Linked DNA regions of Homo sapiens: region 2 is linked to region 1. A link is a loop called in an ENCODE intact Hi-C map of the cell type or tissue named here. Cell type or tissue: OCI-LY7. All regions are shown on one strand. Links, peaks and the distances in the headings refer to the core of each region. The heading gives the core; the rest is flanking DNA.

Region 1 (11,945 bases), core at 3,946-11,945:
CTCTAGTTTCTTTGTTGTAACAATGAAAGGGTTCATTTAAGTGGCTTCACAGTTATGTACCAGGCATTGCGCTGAGCTCAGGAGACAGTAATAATATATTAAGCCCTGTCCTCCAGGAACCTTCTAGCTATGAATTTATGTTTCTGGGGTCCTTAGTCTCAGGTTCAGAGTAGGGGCATTTTTTAATCCTTTGCCATTTTAGGAATTCCCTTCTTTTAACTTTTTTGCCCAATATAAGTCTTTCCCTTTTTTGCTTTCCTTCTTGTATACCTCCTCCCTTCCTCACACACGGCCATTAATACTAACTGACTTCTCAGGTTCTGCCATGTCGTGGCTCAGAACTGGGACCCACTCTGGTAAGGTAGATGGTTCCTCAAGGCTAAGTAATTGAGTTCTTACATGTGCTGGTCAGTGGCACCTACATCATTGGACGAGGAAAGCCCTAGACATGGCGCATCCACTGCTCCCCTTCCTCAGGCAGATGTGAGTTTCAGGACTCTCACTACCTACCTACATCAGGAGACCAATGGGATTGACATCTAGTAGAATTCTTCTCTTTCTGCTCCCCCATCCCCTTCACCAAACCCTTGACAAAAGTTCTGTTGTTGGAAGAAACTTGGTCCTTATAGTAGCTTATTTCTTCACTCAAAGAAGTATTTGGTGACTATAGTCACCTTTAGGGGAAAACTAGAAGTCAGTCTGAGTTTCCCATTAGTTGTGAAAATCTCTCTTTGGGAAAGATGATTTAAGAACAAATCTGCAATTAAGTGGTTAGAAGACAGCCCTGAGAGCCTCTTCCTGAATAAAGCCCTCATGAGGGTTCAGAAAGTGTTAAGAGGGTTAAGAGCTACTTCAGTGGTTTTAAGCAAATGGCATTTAAACATTTTCCATCTGTCTTTAAAAGCTTTACTGTTCACTAGTCAGATTCGTGACATTTGCTTGTATTTGGGAGGCTGAGGTGGGAGAATCACTTGAGCCCAGGAGTTTGAGGCTACAGTGAGCTATGATTGGGCCACTGCACTCCAGCCTGAGCTACTGAGGGAAACCCGATCTCAAAAAAAAAAAAAAAAAAAAAAGCTATAATTGTCAGTGTCTTTCTAGACAGTGCTGACCTGTTCATTGTTGGAAAACTACAGTAATTACTGTACATGTAATAGTTTAAAAATCTTGGATCTTTCTCCCCAGGACTAGGGGATTTGGAGAAGGTAGGGTGAGGATATCTGAGGGGAAAAAAAAGGCGTCAAAGAGATAAATTCCCAAGGTAATTTCAAGAACTGGGTAATTTCTGCCCTTCCTGGCCAGCTTGAACTTTCAGGTTATCTGCCTTTGTCTTGAAACCCTGAGGTGTAAGAGAGCTGGGGAGGGCGCCATGCTGTGTGACCCTCCTCCAAATACCTTCTCCTTCCACTTGCGTACAGAGGGAAGAGTAAAAAGACCTCCACACGGCCCACTCTGTCCACCATCTTTGCTCCAAAAGTCCCTACCCTGGAAGTACCGGCACCAGAAGCCGTATCCTCAGGGCACTCAACGCTGCCTCCCCTTGTGTCCCGGCCTGGAAGTGCCGACACGCCCAGTGAGGCCGAACAGAGGTTCCGGAAGAAGCGGAGGCGGTCACAGCGGAGGCCGCGACTCCGGCAATTCAGCGATCTGTGGGTCCGCCTGGAGGAGAGGTCAGGCGAGTAGGCTGGGTCGGGTTGGCATCCACCTTTACCCTAGTGAGCGGACCCAGGAATGCCCCTCACACTGGTTGCAATGGGAGCCCCCCTCATGGAGCAACCTTTCCCTTTCCTCATGACCCCAGGCACCCTTTTTCTGTCCACTGTGACAGAAGCGAATCCAGATTTAAGATAGTTGCTTCAAGCCAGGGCAAGGGCAACATGTTTATGCTTGTTAAAGAACAAGTTTCGGGGTAGGATGAGTCTGTTAAAAGTGGAAGGCATCTGGAAAGGTTGCAAAGAACTAGATATTTCATATCTTTCTCCATGGCAGACTTAGGGAGAATGTCATAGACTTGCAGAGCTGGAAGCAGCTCGGTAGGAATGGGCATGTTTAACCCCCACATTGTAAGGGAAGGGTCGTGACCCTACACCAAATGTAGTCTCAGAGATGGCTGGGGAGTAGACCAGAGGTGGATAGGCGAGCCTGAGTCTGCAGGGCACAAGGCTTCTGGAAGAACTACCCCAGAGAGGCTGGGAGCAGGAATCCAGTTAAATTAATCTCAGCCTTATTGAGTCCCTCCTTTGTGCCTGCTGTTGTGTCGGATGCTATGTGTGTGGGGCCAACCAGACACGGGCCCTGCCTTCATGGAACTTGCAGTCTGGTGAAGAAGATGGATTTTTGAATAGATAATCTGCAGTGGAAGTGTAAGCTGCTGTGGGTGTGTGTGTTTGTGGTGCATGCATATGTGTGTGTGTGTTGGAGGTTACTACTTAGGGTCAGAGGTCAGGAAAGTCTTCCCTTGAGGAAGCATCCTTTTGGCTTATACTGAGTAGAAGCCAAAGTGGAACCTTGTGAATAGAGCTTCTGAGTCTGGATCAGTAGACGCAGGGATTCAGGGCCTGCACAGGTGCTTAATAAATGTAGAATGAATGAGTGAGTGAGTGAACAACTGAATAGGGAAGGAGAAGAGTTGAAGGCAGAGGGAACAATGTGAAAGCCTGGTTGGAGGGAACGATTGCGTTAAAGAAGCTGAGATAAAGTAATTCTGGCTGGAGCCTGGGAAGTGAAGGAGTAATGGGGTGAGATGTGTCCAGAGAGGTAAACACGGAGGGAAGTAGGGAGCCATTGAAAGGTTTGAAGCAGATATGTGATATGCTGTGTGATCTGCATTTTAAATGGACAGAAGCTGGCAGCCAGATGGGACCTGGAGAATGGGGACAGCTTCTGATGGTGTTCATGTCCCAGGGTGACTCATGAACCATCCTCCATTGACAGAGGAATAAATTGACCTGTTTAGTACTTTTTCAAACAAGGCCATTGGTGACTACGGGGTTGGGCACTTTATACCTCAGCTGAGTTGAAAGATCTGGGTAAGCCTGAGGTCATGGGCCCCTCAGCTTGAACTGTCTTGACCTGGTATGCCTATATGCTGTGCACATCAGGCCTGGACTTGGGCAGATGAGAGAGGCAGAGACCCAGGGAGGAATCTGCATGGTCTGGCTCTGCCTCTGTGGTGGCCAGTGAGGAGGGTCCCTGCCTAAGATTGCCCAGAGACTAATGTTAGCAAACTTTGAATTCGGCCTTATACGAAGACTTTCACTAATCTTTGAATAAAGAGCCAAATAGCCAGGGACAGTTAGCCAGTCTGCTGGTCTTAATATCCTCTGCCATTTGGTTTTCTGGTAGCAGTGGCCAAAGACATGAAAGAGGGCCAGAGATATAGGAAGCCTATTAATATACTAATACCCATTCCTGTCTATAAGGAGGGGAGATGAAGAGAAGCTGTGTGGGCATTTGGGGGCCTTGGCGTGTGCAGTGGTTTCTGCTGTGACTTCAGACTCTGTCTTTCTCTTTGCCTCCTAGTGACATAGTCCCGCAACTCCAGGTCCCTGTCCTGGACAGGCACATCTCCACTGAACTGCGGCTCCCTCGCCGTGGGCATTCCCACCACAGCCAGATGGTGGCCAGCAGTGCCTGCCTGTCTCTCTGGACTCCTGTGTTCTGGGTGCTGGTGCTGGCTTTCCAAACAGAGACACCCCTCCTGTAACGACTGGAAGCACCAGGCTAAGAACCTGACCCCTCGGACTTGAAGAATGGCCATTCCTGTACTCCACATTCTGGTCTAGCCTTGTTGGGCCCAATCCAGAAGAGACTGCTCTTGAAAAAGCGGCCCAGTGTTGATTCTTCTCTTTCCAAGGAATGTGACTTTGGGTTATCCAACTTTGGGGGCAGGTGTACAGTTTTGTAACATAGTGAGTTGTGTGAAAATAAATTATAAATGAGTTGTATGAAAATAAATACCTTTTTTTGTATAGATTTTTATTCATGATATATATATATATCAGGCAGACAACTTCTTCTCTCACACCCTCTGAATCCTTCCACTGCCTCCCCCTAGGCCCTGCACTTCTCAGCTGCAGCTCTGATCCCTTCAGGCCCTGGCTTTGTATCCTGACCCTTTCTTCTTTCCACTCTCTTTCTTTGTGTCACTCTTGGTTCTGGATGCAGGGGAGTCAGTGGGCCACGGAACTTGTGGTCTGCACCTCTCTATTCAAGCTCTGGTGAATAGGGTGCTCCCTGTGTCCTGAGAGATGCTTTTATTTTGTATAATGTGTGTGTCTCACTGACATGCTGGAGGCTGGGTGGGGGGGTTGGGGGGCGTGGGTAGGCTTTGTCAGAGGTGCTGTGCAAGAAAGTGGTTTTCAAACTACCCCCAATCCCCATTTTGTTATTTATTATTTACATGTTTATTGTCAATGTCTTTTCTAAATACAAATCTTATTGGGACTCTATAAAATGTGTAAGAGTAGAACTTCCCCAGTTGAATCTGAAATGGGAGCTTTTAACCCTGCCCAGGTGATCTCCCTCCCCTAACCACCATGGTTCCAGATCAGGGTCTCCCACCTGTGGCAAGTGTCCTTTATGGTCCTGGGCCTCTGAATAGCCCATAAAAACCCTGGGTAGAAGGTCTGTCCAGGACTTGGGTGGGGTCAATAAGAAGTAGTTGTATTTGTCCCCTAATCTGGCTTAGGGTAAGGCTGATTGCCTGGGTTTGTAGCTCTGGCTTCCCTTCCTTTTCTGAGGCTTTTGTGGGTTCATGTTCAGTTATTTCTAGGGCCCAGAAGATCTCAGTGGCCTTACTAAAACGGTGTGATGGCACTCAGGACCCATGTCCACCACTTTGGTTCCATTCTGCACCACCTGTATTGCAGGCGTAGGCGGGCAAAAACTCCCAAATCCCCTCGCTGCTATGTTCGATTCTCCTAATGAGATACACTCATGGGATATTTGGAAAACAAAAGTGGGCAGAGGGAATTTTTCTTGAGCAGGGGGCGTGGTTATGTGCAGGCTTCAGCAGACACAAGTTTGTGCAGTAGCCAGTCTCTGCAGCCCCCTCTATTCCCCTGCTTCAGCGTGAAGTAGCTGTGAGGTTGGCATAATTTTTCCTTCAGGGTTCCCACCTTGGAGTACAGATGCTGTGATGCCTGATATCAACTCTTTGACTTCTGCAGTGGCAGCCATTCCTGTGCCCATGTTAGTACCTATTTCTGCTTGAAACACCAAGAGTAGTTTCTGATTTGTGCACTGATTTCTGGTAAAAGTGGTGTTCCCTGCTTCTCTGCGACTTGAGTCTGCTCTTAACTTCGATAGGTATGGGGATGAAGTGGGGAGGCAGAGATAAACTGGGAGGGTAGGATCACTGTGGCTGACTCTGTTCCTCCAATTCTTTGTAAGAGGGTGGTATGGCTCCTACCAAGGGCTCAATCCTAGCTGGGTGATTTCCTTGTTTCTTGGGTCACATTATGGCCGAGGAAGCAGGCAGACCATTATTGGCAGGACTGACACAAGATGGTTTGTCACAGTGGCTGCTCCATTTGAGAACTGACCCACCAACCTCTGCTTTTGAGGTGGCAGAGGCTCAAATGCACCTGGCTGGGACTTGGTTAGTTTTCACACAGATTCATCCTAAAGTGGAAGGGGAAAATCCTCCGTACTTGGGCAGGATTGGCCTGCCCTTTTGTGAAAGCACAGGCTCTTCCAAGGATTGTGATGAAGCCCCACAGAACAGGGAACTGACATCATAGGCCAACTTCTTCTTATCCTGCTCATTTGCTCTACCAGTTGTGCTCACTGCATCAACCTCCCATGCACTGGACTCTGAGAGCCTTCATCTTGTCTAGAAATGGAAGCACCTGGGGCCTTTCATATCAGGGTGAAGAGGAAAGGAGCCTGTGAGGGGAAGCGAGTGCTGAGTCCTTACTCTTCCTGGGGGTCCCAGAAAGTAACTGATGGGAAGCTGCCTCTCACTTAGGGTGGGGGAGCAGGCTTAACAGGTGGGTTGTTGAACCCACTGCTTCTACAGCAGAGCTTGGATTGCCAACAGAAAGAACTCAAACACTTTATTTTAAGGTCATAAGAGAAATAAAAGTCACAATACGTTTAAGTCAAATCAGAATTAACACCGTTTTGCTCACATATAAATTATTCAAACCTTTTGCTCCCATTAGGAAAGATCTCTGGCCTGGTTCTTTTTCAGGGCTGAGGTGGCACCTTTTCATTCGCTCAGCTGGCAGAGCAAAGCTGATCCCTTGGCAATCCAGTAGTCTTTGGACCGCTTGGAGGGTAACAGGACGGTTACCACAAAATTGGTTGAATGTCCTAATTAAGGATATAGGAAAAAAAGGTTGTTACTTAAGAGAATAACTTCCTCATACAAAGAGAGAGGCTACAAAGAGTCAAGACATCTGGGTTCCAGGCCTGACTTGCCCCTAAAGATGCTGGACAAATAGTCCTTTATGGGTCTGTTTTATGCTCTATAAAATGAAGATTTTAGAACAAATAATTCTTTAGGACTTGTCCAGCTTAGACTTCATAGAATTTTTTTTTTCGAGACAGGGTCTCACTCTATCACCCAGGCTGGAAGTGTAGTGGCGTGATCTCAGCTTGCTGCAACCTCTGCCCTCCTGGGTTCAAGTGATTCTCCTACCTCAGCCTCTTGAGTAGCTGGGACTATAGGTGCGTACCACCATGCCTGGCTAATTTTTGTATTTTTAGTAGAGGCGGGGTTTCACCAGTTGGCTAGGCTGGTCTCAAACTCTTGGCCTCAAATGATCCGCTTGCCTTGGCCTCCCAAAGTGCTGGGATTACAGGCATGAGCCACTGCACCCAGCCTAATAATTTCTTAATAACCAGGATTCAAATGAGTTTCATATCTTGCAACAGTGATGTGTCTCTTAAATCTTTCAATTGGTAGGTTTCCCTCTGCTTCTTTTGCCGCCCCCTTGTAATATATTTGTTGAAACAACCAGACTGTTTGTCCTGTTAAGTTTCCCAGAATCTGGATTTTATGACAGCACTGCTGTGGTGATTTTAAATATATTCCTCTCTTCCTGTAAGGGGTGGTTAGATCTAGAGGCGTGACTACATTCAGGTTTGAGGTTTTTTTTCCCTTTTTTTTTTTTTTTTTTTTTTTTTTTTTGAGATAGGGTCTCATTCTTTTGCCCAGGCTGGAGTGCAGTGGTTTGATTATGGCTAACTGCAGACTTGAACTGGACTCAAGCGATCCTCCTGCCTCAGTCTCCCAAGCGGCTGGGACTACAGGCGTGTGCACCACACCTTGCTAATTTTTGTATTTTTTGTAGAGACGGGGTCTCGTCATCTTGCCCAGGCTGGCAGGTTTGAGTTTTATGGCAAGAATAATTCTTAGGTAGTAGGTACTTCTATCAGGAAGCACATTATGTCTGATTGTCTTTCTTTTTTGGGATATTAGTGGCCATTGATGACTACTACATAGGACTACCCCTCTTTTAAATAGCTGAAAAAGAGTTTCTTTTGATCCTTGTACAAGATGGGGTTTCTGTCACAGTTTCAGATAATGTTAGTTTGTTGGTCCCCTCTCCTTACTGATTTGTAAGAATTCTTTATGCCAGGCTTCTATAGTTTGGATGTTTGATCCCTCCAAATCTCATGTTGAAATTTGATCCCCAATGTTGGAGATGGGGCTTAATGGAAGGTGTTTGGCTGATGGGGGTCAGATCCCTGATGAGTAGATTAATACTCCTTGGAATGGGGGGTGAGCTGTCACTTTATTAGTTCTTGCGAGAGCTGCTTGTTAAAGAGTCTGGCGCCTCCCTCCCATCTTGCCTACTTCCTCTCTTGCCATGGGACCTCTAAACACCAGCTCCCTTTTGTCTTCTGCTATGAGTGGAAGCATCCTGAGGCTCTCACCAGAAGCAGATGCTGGCACCAGCCTGCAGAACCATGAGCCAAATAAACTTTTCTTTAAAGTTACTCAGCCTCAGGTATTCCTTTATAGCAACACAAACACAAACAAAGACAGTTGGATTTTTTTTTTTTAATTGAGATGGGGGTTTCACTATGTTGCCCAGGCTGGTGTTGAACTCTTGGGCTCAAGTGATCCTCCCACCTTAGCCTCCTGAGTAGCTGGGACTACAGACACATGATACCACACCTGGCTAGACAGCTGGATTGTTTTCAAAATAGAAGGTCAGTGATGATTAATTTAGCGCCTCTGTATGTTCAAAACTGTCTTTATTCACTTCCCTTTTGAAAGATGGTTTGGTTGTGTTTTGAATTCTGGTTCAAAGGTATTTTCCCTCAACCCTTTGAAGGTGATTCTCCATTATCTTTTTATATGCACGGTGGATAATGGGAGTTGACTGATATCAATCTGATTCTCATTCTCTGGGATTTCAGTTCCAGCATATATTATACATTGTCTCTTCTCTTTGGTTATTTTGAGCATTTTTTTTTTTTGGTCTCTGACAGTCTTAAGTATCACTTTGGTATATCTAGGTTTCTTTGAAGATTTGATTACTTGTAGGTTGCTAAAAATCATTCCTTCCACTTTGTGAGACCTCACAATCTAATGATTCAAGTGTTTCTTTAGTTTTGGGAAATTACCAGCCATTATTTTTTCAAACATTCTCTCTCCTCCATTCTTTATTTTCTCCTTTCAGGTTACCTAGAAAACAAGAAAAATGTTGCAATTTCTGGCTCCTTCCACAGGGTCACTTCTTTCCCCTCTCACTGTGCTGTATTCAAGGCGATTTTCCCAGTTCATTCTCTCTTCTCATTCTTCAGCTGTCCCTTGGTGTATCTGTTGAGGTGGCTTTCTTTCTGTCTGGTTTCTTTTTTCAGGGCTGTATCTCAGTTTCAGATGCACTCAGAGTTTTGCATCAGGGCTGTCCATTTATTCATTTGTTTATTTACTTATTTATGATGGAGTTTTCGCTCTTGTTACCTAGGCTGGAGTGCAGTGGCCCAATGTTGGCTCACTGCAACCTCCGCCTCCCAGGTTCAAGTGATTCTCCTGCCTCAGCCTCCCAAGTAGTTGGGAATACTGGCACCCGCCACCATGCCTGGCTAATTTTTTGTATTTAGTAGAGACAGGGTTTCACTATGTTGGTCAGGCTAGTCTTGAACTCCTGACCTCAGGTGATTCATCTGCTTCGGTCTCCCAAAGTGCTGGGATTAAAGGGGTGAGCCACCTTTCCCGGCCTATTCATTTATTTTAAAATTTCTTTTATGATGAGTAAAAATGGATTTAGTGAGAAAAAAGAGATTTTCGTGTCTATTCAGGCCGCCATTTTGAAAGTGGAAGTCTCTACTTGTTAAACTCTATTTTCTACTCCTTGGATTCTAATAGAAGCAAGAATTAATTCTATAATATTAATCTATACTCAGAACAAATAGAATTTATAATTACATTTACGAATTTTGTATGTTATAGGTGGCTTCATTTTAAGTCTAGTTTATTGGCCCAAGGGAGATCTTGAGCCAATCACAGCTTAGTGTTTGGACTTTGATTGAAGATTGCATTTGGTCATTATTTGAACTAATCTTAAGAACATCCTCACCTGTGGTTGAGAGTGTTCCTGCCCGGGCTCCTGTTTTATAAAGTGGGCAGTGGTAAAGTGTTGGGCTTGGCTTATAGTTTTGTTGTGGTTCAAAATGCACCACAGGCAGCACTGGATTCATCTGTCCGGGCAATGCATCTTCTATCACCATCTCCTTATCATCCCATCGAGAAGCATCCATGAACATCCCATGAACAAGAACACCATCCTCAGGAGAGGGCAACTGAAAGATACCCACAAGTCTCAAAGTGAGATGGGGGAAAAGGGATCAGCAGGTGTGAGCCACTTCCTATGTCCCACATCCTCACCAGGTAATTCTAAAAAACACTCTATACATTGCTGTTATTATTCACATTTTAGAGAGGTCAATCCTGAGGCTCTGAGAGGCAAAAAAATGTAATAATAATGTGATGACTTTTCCCCTTTTCATGGGAGGTGGAGGAGTACTGAGATCATCGTCTGTTATTCTTAGCAAGGTTTTTCAAGGATTTGGATGCCCTCCTAGAAGACAGATTATATATCTGCAATAATATTTGCAGAGTGCCCATGGACAATTCCTTTTTGTTCTTTCTCTCTTTTTTAAAAATTATGCTTACTTTTAAATGTTTGTATTAAATAAGAAAGAGGGAGAGGGAGAGACCCTGCCCATCAGATTCCTGTGATGTGATTGGATGTCTCCACCGGTGCACACTTTTTTTTTTTTTTTTCCAATTGTGGGCATCTGAGTCATCCTTCCTCAAACCCTGAGTGGATTTGGCCATTTCTGGCCCGAGGTCTTTGGATAATTGGAGCCTCACGTCTGCAGGCAGAGGACTAAGCTGTTTGGATAATATGTAGTGCATTTTATAGTGAATAAAAGGATGGTAAACTAAATTCTTTTTAGCTGGTCTTTGCTTTTTGGTGTCCTAACCTTTCTGTTTCTTGGGTGCAGCAGGATGGGACTTCCTGTTTTTGGGCTGCACATATGTTTATGCAGGTTTGCCTGAAAACTATCCTGCTACCTACTGGGTGTCCACCAACTGGGCATCACCCAGAGGGAGCACCTTTTCCTATGCTGCGCCAAGGCGGCAAATGGGCTGACAGTGGTCTTGCCTGTTTGCAACAGAGATAAAGCTGTTTAAACACATACCCTGTGTTTAGACCAGTATATGTGCTGGTCACATGACACTGGCTGTTTCTTTCACACCACACTACTGGCCTGTCTCCTGGTCTGTTGGTGGCAGACATTTGCTAGGTGGGCCAGGAGACAGGCCAGTTAGACAGTCTGAAGTCTCCCCAGATCTCAGAGATTGTAAGGCATTGTCATGGCTCAGCGCACATGACCCAAGCAGAGACATGGTATGAACTAGGGTGGAGGGACAGAGCCCTGGTGGTCACTGTAAACTTCTGTCTGTCAGAATCAGCCTCTGTGGCAGATGGAGTGTGCTGAGCATGGACCAGGGCAGGCTGGTCCCGGAAAGCTCCGGTGGGGGCTTTTATGTGGGTGTTGCTTTACCTTCCTGGAGCCTCAAGTTTTCCTGACATGGGAAAGTTGACACTCTCTTCTTAAGACAAGAAGGATCTTAAAATAATATGAGGTGCAGACATGTTAACAATTGCTCCAGCACATGCAGCTGGTGAAAGGTAGTGTCAGAATTCAAACTCAGGCTTCTCTCGTTTTTAAACCCTTGCTTTTAACTTCTTGCTATATTGATTCTGTAAGATGAAGAAGGTTACTAAAGGTAGCTAAAAAATAAAAAAAATATTGCTTTAAAAATATTTCTATAACTTAGACTAGTTTAGGCAGTTCCCATCTGGTCATTGCTAATTGGGGAGCTTATCTTGGAGGTGTGATTACTACCCTGCCCTTCCTGCTCCTGCCAATGGGAGGTGGTGGGGGAGTGGGGCATGGAAGGTTGTCTGAAATCTTCAAAGACAGTGGGATAGAAGCTGCTTTGCCATAACAGCCAGGTGGACAATACCTCCATGTCCATGGGCAGTTCTTGTCCAAATTGCACTGTCTTGGCAGCTTCTATCACTGCAGCTTGATCCCGATAGGTGGGAATTACGCTGTATTTGAAACTCAGCTCATCTATAGGCAAATTGTATTTTCGAGCATGATTTTGAAGAGTTCCTGTAATTGTGAAAATCGGAAAGCTGCGTTCAAACAACACTGCTACTCCCCAGGCACTATTCCCCTTCATCCAAACCAGGCTGCCCTGGCATTAGAGAGCCTTCCCACCACAGAGAAGACCCAACTCTTAATACCTTCCTCTGAGTTAGTTCACAGGGTCAGGAAGCCTGCGGGTCATGTTGGGAGGTAAGGGCCCAAGGGATGGACAAGCTCTGGTCCTGGCTGGGAAGGGAGGGAAGGCCAGTGTTCAGTGCATTGCCCTGTCATGAGGGAGACAAACCAGTGAGGCAGTT
Region 2 (12,183 bases), core at 2,905-10,904, 190 kb before region 1:
GAGGAAAGAGAATCGCTTGAACCTGGGAGGCAGAGGTTGCAGTGAGCCGAGTTTGCGCACTGCACTCCAGTCTGGTGACAGAGCGGGACTCCGTCTCAAAAAAAAAAAAAAAAAAAAAATCTAGCTTAGTCATACTGTGTCATAAAGAAGTTCAGAAATCACTAGTTTGTAAAATGCTAACTTGAACAAGCTACATCATAAGGTTACGGTGTTATATTTGTAATCCCCCATCCAATCAAGTTCACCTAGCAAGATAAATGAAAATGCTAGGACATACAGTTTAACCCCTTTTTCAACACTGTCACAGATAAAACCTAAATGAAAAAAATGGTGTATATCTGACAACCACCTATCTGAAAAAGTTATATCTGAACACATTCATATTATCAGCATATATCTTGTATTTAGCAGTTCTGTAAAACAAATGAAAGCTATGAACTAAAATTTTAAGGAGAAAAGGATGCCCTCTAGTGGGAACACATTTTTAAAAAGCCACTGAAATAATACGTAGTCTTTTCTTTCTTATTAAAAAAATAAAAATAAAAGAGGTTTTTAATATTCGTTTACAGCTTTTTAAAGGAGAAAATCTCAGGTTGGTATACCTTTTACTTTTTAATAAAATTAGTTTTTAGCTAGGGAATAGAGAGTTGATGGGAAAGAAAAGGTCAACAAAGGGCAAGTTACTTTCAAGAAACACAGGGAAAAAAGAATACAACAGGAAGTCGACCTCATTTGGAATTTGAAGGCCTGGGATTATATAGCACTTGCCATTGACAGCCGATTTTGACTTCTAGCTATCATGTGATTTGGGGGGGTGGGGTGGAGGGAGGGAGGGCCTCTTTTCTATTCTGTGAAATGTCTGTGTATTATCTCTTCAAGGCCCTTGCATCTCTCCAAGTGTGACTTTTTTTAAAAAACGGTGTGTATCATATAGGCTATATAATTTTGATACTGAGAACTATACAGAGAACAATACTATTAAATGATAGACAATCTCCAAGAAGAGACTCTGCATTTAAGCAGTTGAAAAATTGTGCAACCCTTAGAAGAGGATCTTAGATGGCCGGGCGCGGTGGCTCACGCCTGTAATCCCAGCACTTTGGGAGGCCGAAGCGGGTGGATCATGAGGTCAGGAGATCGAGACCATCCTGGCTAACAAGGTGAAACCCCGTCTCTACTAAAAATACAAAAAAAATTAGCCGGGCGCAGTGGCGGGCGCCTGTAGTCCCAGCTACTCGGGAGGCTGAGGCAGGAGAATGGCGTGAACCCGGGAAGCGGAGCTTGCAGTGAGCCGAGATTGCGCCACTGCAGTCCGCAGTCCCGCCTGGGCGACAGAGCGAGACTCCATCTCAAAAAAAAAAAAAAAAAAAAAAAGAAGAGGATCTTAGATGAATACAAAAGCAAGTAAAAAAGATGAACTAGGCTGGGCGCAGTGGCTCACGCCTGAGATGGGTGGATCACCTAAGGTCAGGGGTTCGAGACCAGCCTGGCCAACATTGTGAAACCTCGTCTCTACTAAAGATACAAAAATTAGCTGGGTGTGATGGCGGGTGCCTGTAATCCCAGTTACTCGGGAGACTGAGGCAGAATCACTTGAATCCAGGAGGTGGAGGTTGCAGTGAGCCAAAATTGTGCCAATGTGCTCCAGCCTGAGTGAAAAAGCGAGACTCTGTCTCAAAAAAAAAAAAAAAGATAAACTATAGTATAAGTAACTCAGTGAAAAGCAGAAGTAACCAGAATTATTTTGCTTAAAGAAAATGGTCAAAGGATACTTCCAGATGTGAAACTGCTGGAGAAAGGAAATCTAAGACAAAGTTTATAATGCTTCATAAACTGGGAGCCTAGATCAGGAGTGGAGAGCTGTTTCATCTTCTACTTAAGAATCACAGAGGAAATATAAATCATCCCTTGCCAAAATAAAAAGAAACTCTAGGGTTTGTCTGTTTTTTTTTAGAGAGCTTTCCTTAGTTATTTTTAGAAATAGGAAGAGAATAAAAAGATCTATTAAATATACATATAACTCTATATACGCATATTTTTAAAAACCTATGCCCTGTGTTTAAGGGACAGACTCAAGAGGAGAGAGAAATGGGGTATCGAGACCCGTACAAACACACTCTTCAAGAGAAAACCTATGGCTAAAGAGATTCCACAGCAGAGAAAGAGAAATGAAATAGGGGGAGAGCATGATCCAGGAGCAAGATCCAGAAGAAAGAGAACCGGGAAGCTTAGTAAGTAGGTTTTGCAATATGTGTAGTCTTCACGCAGTAGTCTTACTTGAAACTGATACATTCATTCAGCATTTAAAACATTTAAAACAACCCTTTCTGACTGGAAATCGGCTTTTCTACTTTTTTTTTCCAGGTAGAATTCTGTGAGTCCTGTGATATGTAACAACAAGGAGCATCCACCCATCCTTTCATTATTTATTATTTATTATATGCCAAGATACAGCAGTGAACAAAAATATTTGCTGAGGACACAGCAGTGAATAAAAATTCTTGCCACACAGAGGTCGTCCCTCTAGTGGTTTAATAGCAAGTTCCTTCACTTTTAATTATGTACCTAATGACTTACATATATTACTTTGTCAATCTTCACAAAGTCATGAGGTAGGTGGAAAGTGTGATAAAACTTCTTTTGTGGCTACAGATGATTTAAAGCTGGTTCAAATCTGCCCAACAAAGTGAATAGAAAAATGGGTGAAATATTGTATTTAAAGAGTTCTTTATGAACTTTGTGAAAGAGGGAAGTTTAATTCATTTCTAAAAGTTTTCAGTATAGAGGAACTTGGTCCACTTTGGAATAACTGATTGGTTTGCCTCATTTTAAAGAACTGATCTACACTCTTTTATTTGTTCATAGAAATGCATCCCTGTTCTGAAAACAGAAACTTATCTTAGCAACAATGGACTTGCTCATGAGTGAGCTTAGGAACAGCCTTTCAGAGCCTCTTATCTGGAAATAGAGGAGCTTCTATATTACTCAATCTACTATTATACTCAGCCATGATTAGAGCTGTTTTCTGACTCATAAAATGAAGGAAGAGGAGGTGGATAAAGAGTGCCTGGGACAATGTGGGAATTCAATAATATCTGTTGAATGAATTAAGCAAATGAAAAGAAGGGGACGTTTTCCTAGAGTAATTAGATAAGAGCTCAAAAAGAGAGAAGGGAAAGCGGGGGGGATTAATGTGTGTCTATAACAGACTTTTTTTTTTTTTTTTTTTTTTTGAGATGGAGTCTCACTCTGTCGCCCAGGCTGGAGTGCAGTGGCGCGATCTCGGCTCACTGCAACCTCCGCCTCCTTGGTATAAGACTTCTTGACAGAAGAATTACTGAATAATGAAAGTAGAGGGGGGAAAAAGAAGGCCCTGAACAAGTACTTGTTTTCTACAGGAGAAAAAAGTAGATAAAAATGCTGTACCAAATACCTCTAGGAGTAAGCCACCAGGTGGCAACAATAGCCCAGGAGACCCAGGTTGCAAGTTTTAACATGCAATAGGGTGGTTAGTGGGAAACAGGTGGCTTTGGGAGGCTGAGGGAAACACTTTGGGAGGCTGAGGCAGGAGGACTGCTTGAGCCCAGGAGTTTGAGACCAGCCTGGGCAACATAGCAAGACCTCATCTCTATTTAAAAACACACACACACACACACACACACGCACGCACGCACGCACGCGCGCGCCAGTATTTCCATATACATGTGCAATTCAGTTTAGTTGCTTTAAACAATGCACACTAGATAGAAACTGCTCTGTTTTGAAAATTCTGCAGACAGGTCTGTGGCAGCAAGGCAGAGAGAGCTTGGTTTAGGCTCCAACTTTCCCAAAAAAAGAAAAGCCCTTTTAAGGGAAGGTGATGATTTTTAATCTGCTAAAGACCTAGTCACTGAACTGTTGATTCTTTTACAGATGGATAAACTGAGGCACACAGGCACTAAGTAATTTGCTCCAAAGGCAAAGAGCCATTACATGGCAAACCAGTGATTAAGATAAAGGGTTGCCTACTGAAGCATATCTTTTGATAATAATCCTTTTTTCCCCAGAAGTAGATGCCTTCAGAACTTTATTTATTATGATACGGAGATATATATTTAACACATTGTTTATTGTTTTTCCCTTGACTTCTTATTTTTTAAGAAGATTCTACTAATTACACAACTTCTCTGGAATGAAATCCTGAGATTGAGGAATTACTCTTGAGGCAGGTGCTTACAGATATTTATTTTCAGAGGTTTATCACCAAACAAAACTCTACTTAAAGTCACTATTTTAAGTTCTTACTCTAGAGTAGTGTTTTCTCAACTTTTTGAAAATTACAGGCACAACTTACAGGCAATGCAAAGACTGTGTACCACTGAGCACTGAAAACAGGGTCTAAGAGCTGTTTAGAAAGCCTTCCCATCATATACTCGGCTAATAATATATGCACAGCAACAGGGACCTCTGGCCTGAAAAAGACACACTACATGTTAAGAGAATAATGTCATTTCAAACAATGAAAGGGGGGAAACACATTTAATGTCTCCCCTCCCCCACCCCTGCCTAGGATTTTTTGGTCTACTGTTTAAACATTCTTTTTTTTTTTTGAGACAGAGTCTCGCTCTGTCGCCCAGGCTGGAGCACAGTGGTGTGATCTCGGCTCACTGACACTTCTGCCTCCCGCGGTCAAGTGATTCTCCTACCTCAGCCTCCCGAGTAGCTGGGATTACAAGTGCGTGCCACCATGCCTGGCTAATTTTTGTACTTTTAGTAGAGACGGGGTTTCACCATGCTGGCCAGGCTGGTCTCGAACTACCGGCCTCGTGATCCGCCCACCTCGGCCTCCCAAAGTGCTGGGATTACAAGCATGAGCCACTGCGCCCGGTCTAAACACTCTTATACTGACTTTCTGCAACTGTTTGAGGGAAAGGAAAACTGGAAATCCTTAATGTACTGCAAGATGTATAAGGAGGGAGCAGAATACATACTGTTCGCTAAATGTTTTTTTAATGTTATCTAAACTAGAAATGTCTGCACATGTATTTGTGATAGATTCCCAGTCAAGTAAGGCACATGACAGCTCATTGTACTGAGGTGGGAAAAGATCTGCCCTGGGTCTATATTTTAAGACCATTTCTCATTGACTTAACACTACTATTTCTAGCAACCAAAATTTTTGAGCACTTGCAGTACCCACTTAGTGCTTAGAGCCTAAATGGGGAATAAGGATAAGTAAATAAGCATTTAAAACAGTATGAAGACTAAGGGATAGAGACCTACAGAAACAAAGCCAAACATATGAAAATGATGAAAGATGACTTGTTCTAGCTGGGGAAGTACAACAGACTCACCCTGACACAACTCTTCATACCAAGCAGTTCCTGAAATCCTCGCTAAGACACTGAAATATAACTTCAGGTCCCTTTGTTCTAATGTTCTCCACATATAGAGCAGTTATCCTAAATCCAGTCTCAAAAACTCACCACAAACATGAACTAAGTCACTTTCCCCTGTTTTGTAGGCTAACCAATTTAAAATGTTAGCAAGTCCTCCAAAATCCTACCGTCAACTGTTAAATTACATTTCTTTATGTCTGCTCCAGTTTCTTCACGGATTTTAAAATAAAGGGACCTACAACAAACATAAAGCTCTGTATAGGAGTAGGAATAATTAATACAAAGTATAGAGAATACTCTAGCACTGGCGGAAAAGAGTTGTGGTTTATGTCTGGTTTAGGAGGCATGTGAGTCTGATTTTAGACATGTTTGGTTTGAAGTGATAAGACATGCAAGCTGAAAGGTACAGTAAACAGTTGGTTAGGATGAACTGATCTTTGGGAGACTTTCTCTGAGAAAGGATGTCTTTGTATCACTGAGAGTGATATACGGTAATACGGAAAAGAAAGAAGGAAGGGACTAAGCATAAACATAAAATGAGGAAAATGGATAGTGCTTATACAGTTTGATGTGAATCTCAAACCAAGGTATACAAATACAGTATAATTATACAAAATTTAAAAGTTTTTAAACACTGGCTTTAATATTCATTAACAATGCATCAAGAATGACTGAAATGCAACACACAAAAAACAGTTCACTCATGAAAAAATAGTATGGTAATAACTCCAATCCAGAAAATTCAACAACACACTTTAAGAGCATGTAAACAAATACCAACTTTATCAGGAGTTGACTCTTGCCTGGCTATAGAGATTGCTTACCTGATCTTTGCTTTCCTCGTCAATGAAAAAGAAAAAGAAAAAGCATCATCTCTCTACATTACAGGACCATCACAGGCCCATAAACATAATCCCTTTGCCCTTCCTCTACATTTCAAGAACACTTGAAGTAAAGTTGGTCGATGGTTAGTTATTACTACTGTTTCTCAGCTCCAAGCCCCTTCTGCTGGGTCTAGGAAATGGGTCTCAACCAGTGGCCATGTTGCCCCCTAGGGGTCACTTAGCAATGTATGGAGACACTCTCAGTTCTAACTATTAGCGGGACAGGGAGGGCTAATGGCATCAATTTCAGGGAGGCTAAGAATGTTACTAAACATCCTACAAAACACAGGACAGCCCCCTGGCCCAAAATGTCTACGATGCCAAGGCTGAGAAACCATGGTCTAGGATCTGCCAACTCATTTATTCAGAATCCCTTAGCAGCTTGCTTCCGGTTTACACTCTGCCAATGGGAGGCTTCAGAGGGACAAAAAAAAATGGGAAGAGGTCAGCATCTTTCTGGCAGCAGGTCTTCTTCCATCCAGAGCTCCAATACTAGCGTCTTCAGGCACTCTCATCACCAGCTAGTTGCATCCTGCTCAGAAGGCCAAATACCAACTGTGTGGAGATGTGCAGGTGGGCCTTTGAACTCCTAAATTCTAGTAACTCAAGTTTTTCCTTTTTTGCAATGATGGTTTTACATCTGTACTGTCCAATAATAGCCATTAGCAATTAAAATGCCTTGTCAGGTGACAGGGCCCAGAAGCAGTGATACAATAAGTACACCAAGCAAGCACCAAGTAAGTCTAAACAGCATCCTCCACTAAGAGGAACCAGGGTTCCTCACAGAAATGAAGGATTCTATGGGTTGGGCAGGGCAAATACATGAGCCTGTAATATATCCAGTTCTAAAATGAATCATCTAGAAATGACTAATGAAGAAAGATGGGGACATATCAAAAGTACACAGAAGAAACCTTAAAGGGGTTTCACCAGCCAAACCTGGGACAATTTGAGCATCAAGATAAATAATAAAAGTAATAGACTGGCCGGGCACGGTGGCTCACGTCTGTAATCCAAGCACTTTGGGAAGTGAGGCAGGCACATCACAAGGTCAAGAGATCGAGACCATCATGGCCAACACGGTGAAACCCCACTTCTACTAAAAATATAAAAATTGGCTGGGCGTGGTGGCATGCGCCTATAGTCCCAGCTACTCGGGAGGCTGAGGAAGAAGAATTGCTTGAACCCGGGAGGTGGAGGTTGCAGTGAGCTGAGATTATGCCACTGCACTCCAGCTTGATGACACAGTGAGACTCCGTCTCAAAAAAAAAAAAAAAAGTAATAGATTATAACTCACTGAATAACACAGGAATCCACGACTCCATACTGATATAAAGGAATAAATAAATCAGAAGAAGGAAGCAGAAAAAAAATCTTCCTAGTGGTAGAGACTGACTAGAAATTACATTCCAGCTCCTTACTTCACTGGTACTAGAAGTATGCTGTCCAATATGGTAGCCACTAGGCACATGTCACTATTTAAATGTAATCTGCTAAAATTAAACTAAAAATTCAGTTCCTCAATTGCACTGGCCACATTTCAAGTGCTCATGTGGCTGGTGGCTACTGCACTGGATAGTGGTGCACCGGACAATGACATTTGAGAGACTGAGCCATAATTTTGTGAAAATAAGGTCTAGAACAGTCTTTTTTATTGAAGACAGTCTCAATTTGGTCACCCAGGCTGGAGTACAGTGAGGCAATCTAGGCTAACTGCAGCCTCTGATGCCCTGGTTCAAGCAATTCTCATGCCTCAGCCACCCAAGTAGCTAGGGTTACAGGTGTGCACCACTACACCCAGCTAATTTTTGTGTTTTTAGCAGAGACGGGGTTTCACTACGTTGCCCAGGCTGGTCTTGAACTCCTGGCCTAAACTGATCCCACCTCAGCCTCCCAAAGTGCTGGGATTACAGGGGTGAGCCACCACGCCCGGCCAAGAGCAGTCTTAAGGTAAGATCTCATTTTGTTGCTTTCTGAAACTCTTAAAATTTTGTATTGAAATTGAAATAAAAGACAATTTCAAAAGGATGAAGAGAATAAAAAGAAACAACAGGAATACAATTCTGGATGTGAAAAGCAGAATTAGGTAACTGAATTAGGAGACTGGAAAGAACTGAATCCCAGTATGGGCAAAGGGGAAAGCTAAGAATCCAATTTACAAAGCAAATTCAACAAAATGTCTGGGACTGGCAGCAACATTGCTGGAACCCTAGTTAGGGTGAAGAACTGCTGAAGGATAGAAGATGGATAAAAGGTCTTTAAGAAGCAGTTAAATTTCTAAGTTGCTTCTTCAACATTATGCTGCACTTCAAGTGGAAAGTAGAAGTTTATTCATTAAAGAGGGTCTCTGACCCCCAGGAACTCAAGGCATCGTTGAAAACGGAATAAAGTGCATATTTTATTGAAAACAGAGGGATTAAGTAAGTATATCATTTCCAGAAACAGAAAAAAGAAAGAAGAGGGGGGAAGAGAGAAAGAGACAGAAATCAGAACATGGAAGAAAACTGGAACCCTACTCTAGAAGCTTCAATATCCTCAAAGTAAGAAAAATGGAAGGGAGGAAATAACCAACAGAGTAATTCAAGAAAACTTTCCAGAACAGAGAATAGGAATTGCCAGGCTGAAAGAGCCCCTGTACAGCACGACCTCACTGAAAGGGCATCTGTACAGCAATGTCCCACTTTCTTGGCACCAATTTCCTGTATTAGTCCATTTTCACACTAGTATAAAGAACTACCTGAGACTGGGTAATTTATGAAGAAGAGAGGTTTGACTGACTCACAGTTCTGCAGGTTTAACAGGATGCATGACTGGGAGGCCTCAGGAAACTTACAATCATGGCAGAAGGTGAAGGGGAAGCAGACACCTACTTCACAATGGTGGAGCAGGAGAGAGACAGCACGAAAGGGGAAGTGCCACACACTTTCAAACAACCAGATCTCATGAGAACTTACTATCTCAAGAACAGCAAGGGGGAAGTCTGCCCCCATGATTCAATCACCTCCCACTGACATATGAGGATTACAATTTGAGATGGGATTTGGGTGGGGATACAGAGCCAAACCATAACATATACATACAAAAGTACGCATCAAGGCTGGGCATGGTGGCTCACACTTATAATCTCAGTACTTTGGGAGGCCAAGGTGGGAAGACTGCTAGAGCCCAAGAGTTTGAGACCAACCAGGGCGATATAGTAAGACCTCCTATCTACAAAAAAACTGCCAGCTATTTGAGAGACTGAGCGGGGGAGGACTGCCTGAGCCCGGGAGGCAGAGGTTGCAGTGAGGTGAGATTGAGCCACTGCACTCCAGCCTGGTAGACAAAGCAAGACCCTGTCTCCAAAAAAAAAAAAAAAAGAGTACATGTCAATACTTGCAGTGCTTTCAGTCTTTCCAGTGAGCGACTGAAAACAGGCACAGAGCAGCATGAAAGTTGAGTGGCTTGATACGCATGTTTCCAGCTCAGGTCCAACAAAGCAATGCTCTGCCTCCTTCTTTCAGCTCTCATTTTGTAAACAAGTGTCGTTTTCATGGTCTATTTAGTCCCATGTTTTCACCTTTTTGTGCTGTTTCTTGGTAGTTTCGCTATTTAAATGGCTCCCAAGTGTAGTGCTGAAATGCTGCTAAATATATATAAGATATATGAGATATATATCATGTAACATATATCTCAGATATATGATGTATATATCATATATATCACATAATATATAATATGATATATAATATATATCATATATAATATATCATATGATATATAATATATATTATATATTATATATCATATTATATATTATATATGATATATATATCATATTATATATTATATATATTATATATCATATTATATATTATATATGATATATAATATATATCATATATAATATAATATGTGATGTATTTTAGCAGAAATACACATAAAACAAGGTTACGTATTGATCCATCGAAAAAATGTTATAACCAGAGGCTCAGAGGAACCTCACCCTGAGATTCCTCTAGGAACAGAGGTTCAGTAATTGCTAACTTGGTGTTCATGTAAACTTTATAGAACACAACTAGCGGCTGGGCACGGTGGCTCACGCCTGTAATCCCAGCACTTTGGGAGGTCAAGATGGGTGGATCACTTGAGGTCAGGAGTTCAAAGCCAGCCTGGTCAACATGGTGAAACCCCATCTCTACTAAAAATACAAAAAAATTAGCCAGGCGTGGTGGCAGTGCCTGTAATCCCAGCTACTTGGGAGGCTGAGGCAGGAGAATCACTTGAACCCAGGAGGTGGCGGTTGCAGTGAGATCACGCCATTGCACTCCAGACTGGGTGACGAGACTCTGTCTCAAAAACAACAACAAGAAAAACACAATTAGCACCTATAACAAGAATTAATTACACATACATACATAAAATCACACAATATCATACATTTTCTTTGTAACCTGAGGACACAGTGGTACCTGGGGCCCAGTCCCCGTATCTTATCTGGACTTGGCTGGTCCTGCCCAAGTGATGTCGAAGTTCCTGATCTCGCCTTAAGGAAAAAGGTTCAGCTGATCTCATTTCACCCCATGAGAGTGTCCCCCTCTGACCTGTTCCTGGGAGCTGGAGGTGGGCCAAGTGAAGGGCAGTCCTCTGACTACCCCTGTGCTGGAAATCCAAGCTGGTCCATACAATAACCCTGCTAAACGCTCCATATATGTTGGGTCCTGAGTTTCCAAGGTGCATTTGTGACCTTGCCCAATGATTTCTCCAGACTCTTGGAAACTCGGGGAAGCCGAAGGCAGACTCTGTTCAGCTTCTCTTCTAAGGGCTTCCACCTAATAGTGCAAACTGCTCTTTCCTCACATGGTGAGACCTGGGCTTGCTATTCCATGTTTCATAACTAAACAATATGTGGCTCAGATAGAAATGGATATACTGGGAGTAAACCTGCAGAGAAAGGGAAGAGGATTATCAAAACAAAGATCCAGTTAGTGGATATGGACATGTGGATGAGATGTTCTATTTCTTTTTTTTTTTTTTTTTTTTTGAGACTGAGTTTTGCTCTTGTTGCCCAGGCTGGAGTGCAGTGGTGCGATCTCGACTCACTGCAACCTCTGGCTCCCGGGTCCAAGCGATTCTCCTGCCTCAGCCTTCCTGAGTGGCTGGGATTACAGGCATGTGCCTGGCTAATTTTGTATTTTTAGTGGAGATGGGGTTTCTCCATGTTGGTCAGCCTGGTCTCAAACTCCCGACCTCAGATGATCCACCTGCCTTGGCCTCCGTAAGTGCTGGGATTACAGGCATGAGCACCGCGCCTGGCCGAGATGTTCTATTTCTTAATATGAGTAGTGGATGTGTGGACGTTGGTTTTATTCTCTTTTTACTAGATACATACTTTTGTACACTCTTCTAAATGTTATGACACATTTCACACACATACATAAAAATTCCATTCTCAAAGAAAAGAACTGGCTGGCCATATGTCTTTAAAATGGCAAATATTATTTAGATTTTTTTTAAAAAGACATAAACTTCTTAAAAGAAAATGAGGGCCGGGCGCGGTGGCTCACGCCTGTAATCCCAGCACTTTGGGAGACCAAGGTGGTGGATCACAAGGTCAGAAGATCGAGATCATCCTGCCTAATACGGTGAAACCCTGTCTCTACTAAAAATACAAAAAATTAGCCGGGCATGGTGGCGGGCGCCTGTAGTCCCAGCTACTCGGGAGGCTGAGGCAGGAGAATGGCGTGAACCTGAGAGGCAGAGCTTGCAGTGAGCCGAGATGGCGCCACTGCACTCCAGCCTGGGTGAGAGTGCGAGACTCCATCTCAAAAAAAAAAAAAAAAAAAAAAAGAAAATGAGAATATTTAGTGGGTAAGGCCTTTCTAAGCAATATAAGGAAAGTGAAACTATAAATAGGGGAGGGTGGAGCACACTGTAAATTT

What was found. Peaks named below come from ENCODE experiments on the same cell type or tissue, not always from the same donor. Only the 100,000 strongest peaks of a DNase experiment are listed, where the experiment ranks them.
Region 2: it touches region 1 in a loop (4-fold over the local background); 1 of 110 quality-filtered maps calls a loop at or near these places.

What each region holds. Positions count from the first base shown.
Region 1 is chr2:84,813,678-84,825,622 of GRCh38, reverse strand. It overlaps DNAH6 (dynein axonemal heavy chain 6), which reads right to left. Exons shown (of 77, transcript NM_001370.2): 75 at 11,501-11,652; 76 at 9,540-9,762; 77 at 6,034-6,318. The coding sequence ends at 6,215. TRABD2A (TraB domain containing 2A) reads left to right here. Exons shown (of 7, transcript NM_001277053.2): 6 at 1,419-1,670; 7 at 3,523-3,957. The coding sequence ends at 3,706. Among named protein-coding and RNA genes, the nearest start is that of TRABD2A, 61 kb to the left of the region's middle. RefSeq lists a silencer at 8,023-8,172 and an enhancer at 8,323-8,372. In OCI-LY7, for the core only: no CTCF peak of the experiment used is centred there; DNase peaks (open chromatin) are centred at 8,172 and 8,792; H3K4me3 peaks cover 772 bases; H3K27ac peaks cover 1,888 bases.
Region 2 is chr2:85,006,204-85,018,386 of GRCh38, reverse strand. All of the region lies in intron 1 of KCMF1 (potassium channel modulatory factor 1), which reads right to left. Among named protein-coding and RNA genes, the nearest start is that of KCMF1, 41 kb to the right of the region's middle. RefSeq lists an enhancer at 9,113-9,162. In OCI-LY7, for the core only: CTCF peaks have their summits at 3,444 (motif pointing right), 6,206 and 6,427 (motif pointing left); DNase peaks (open chromatin) are centred at 3,456 and 9,146.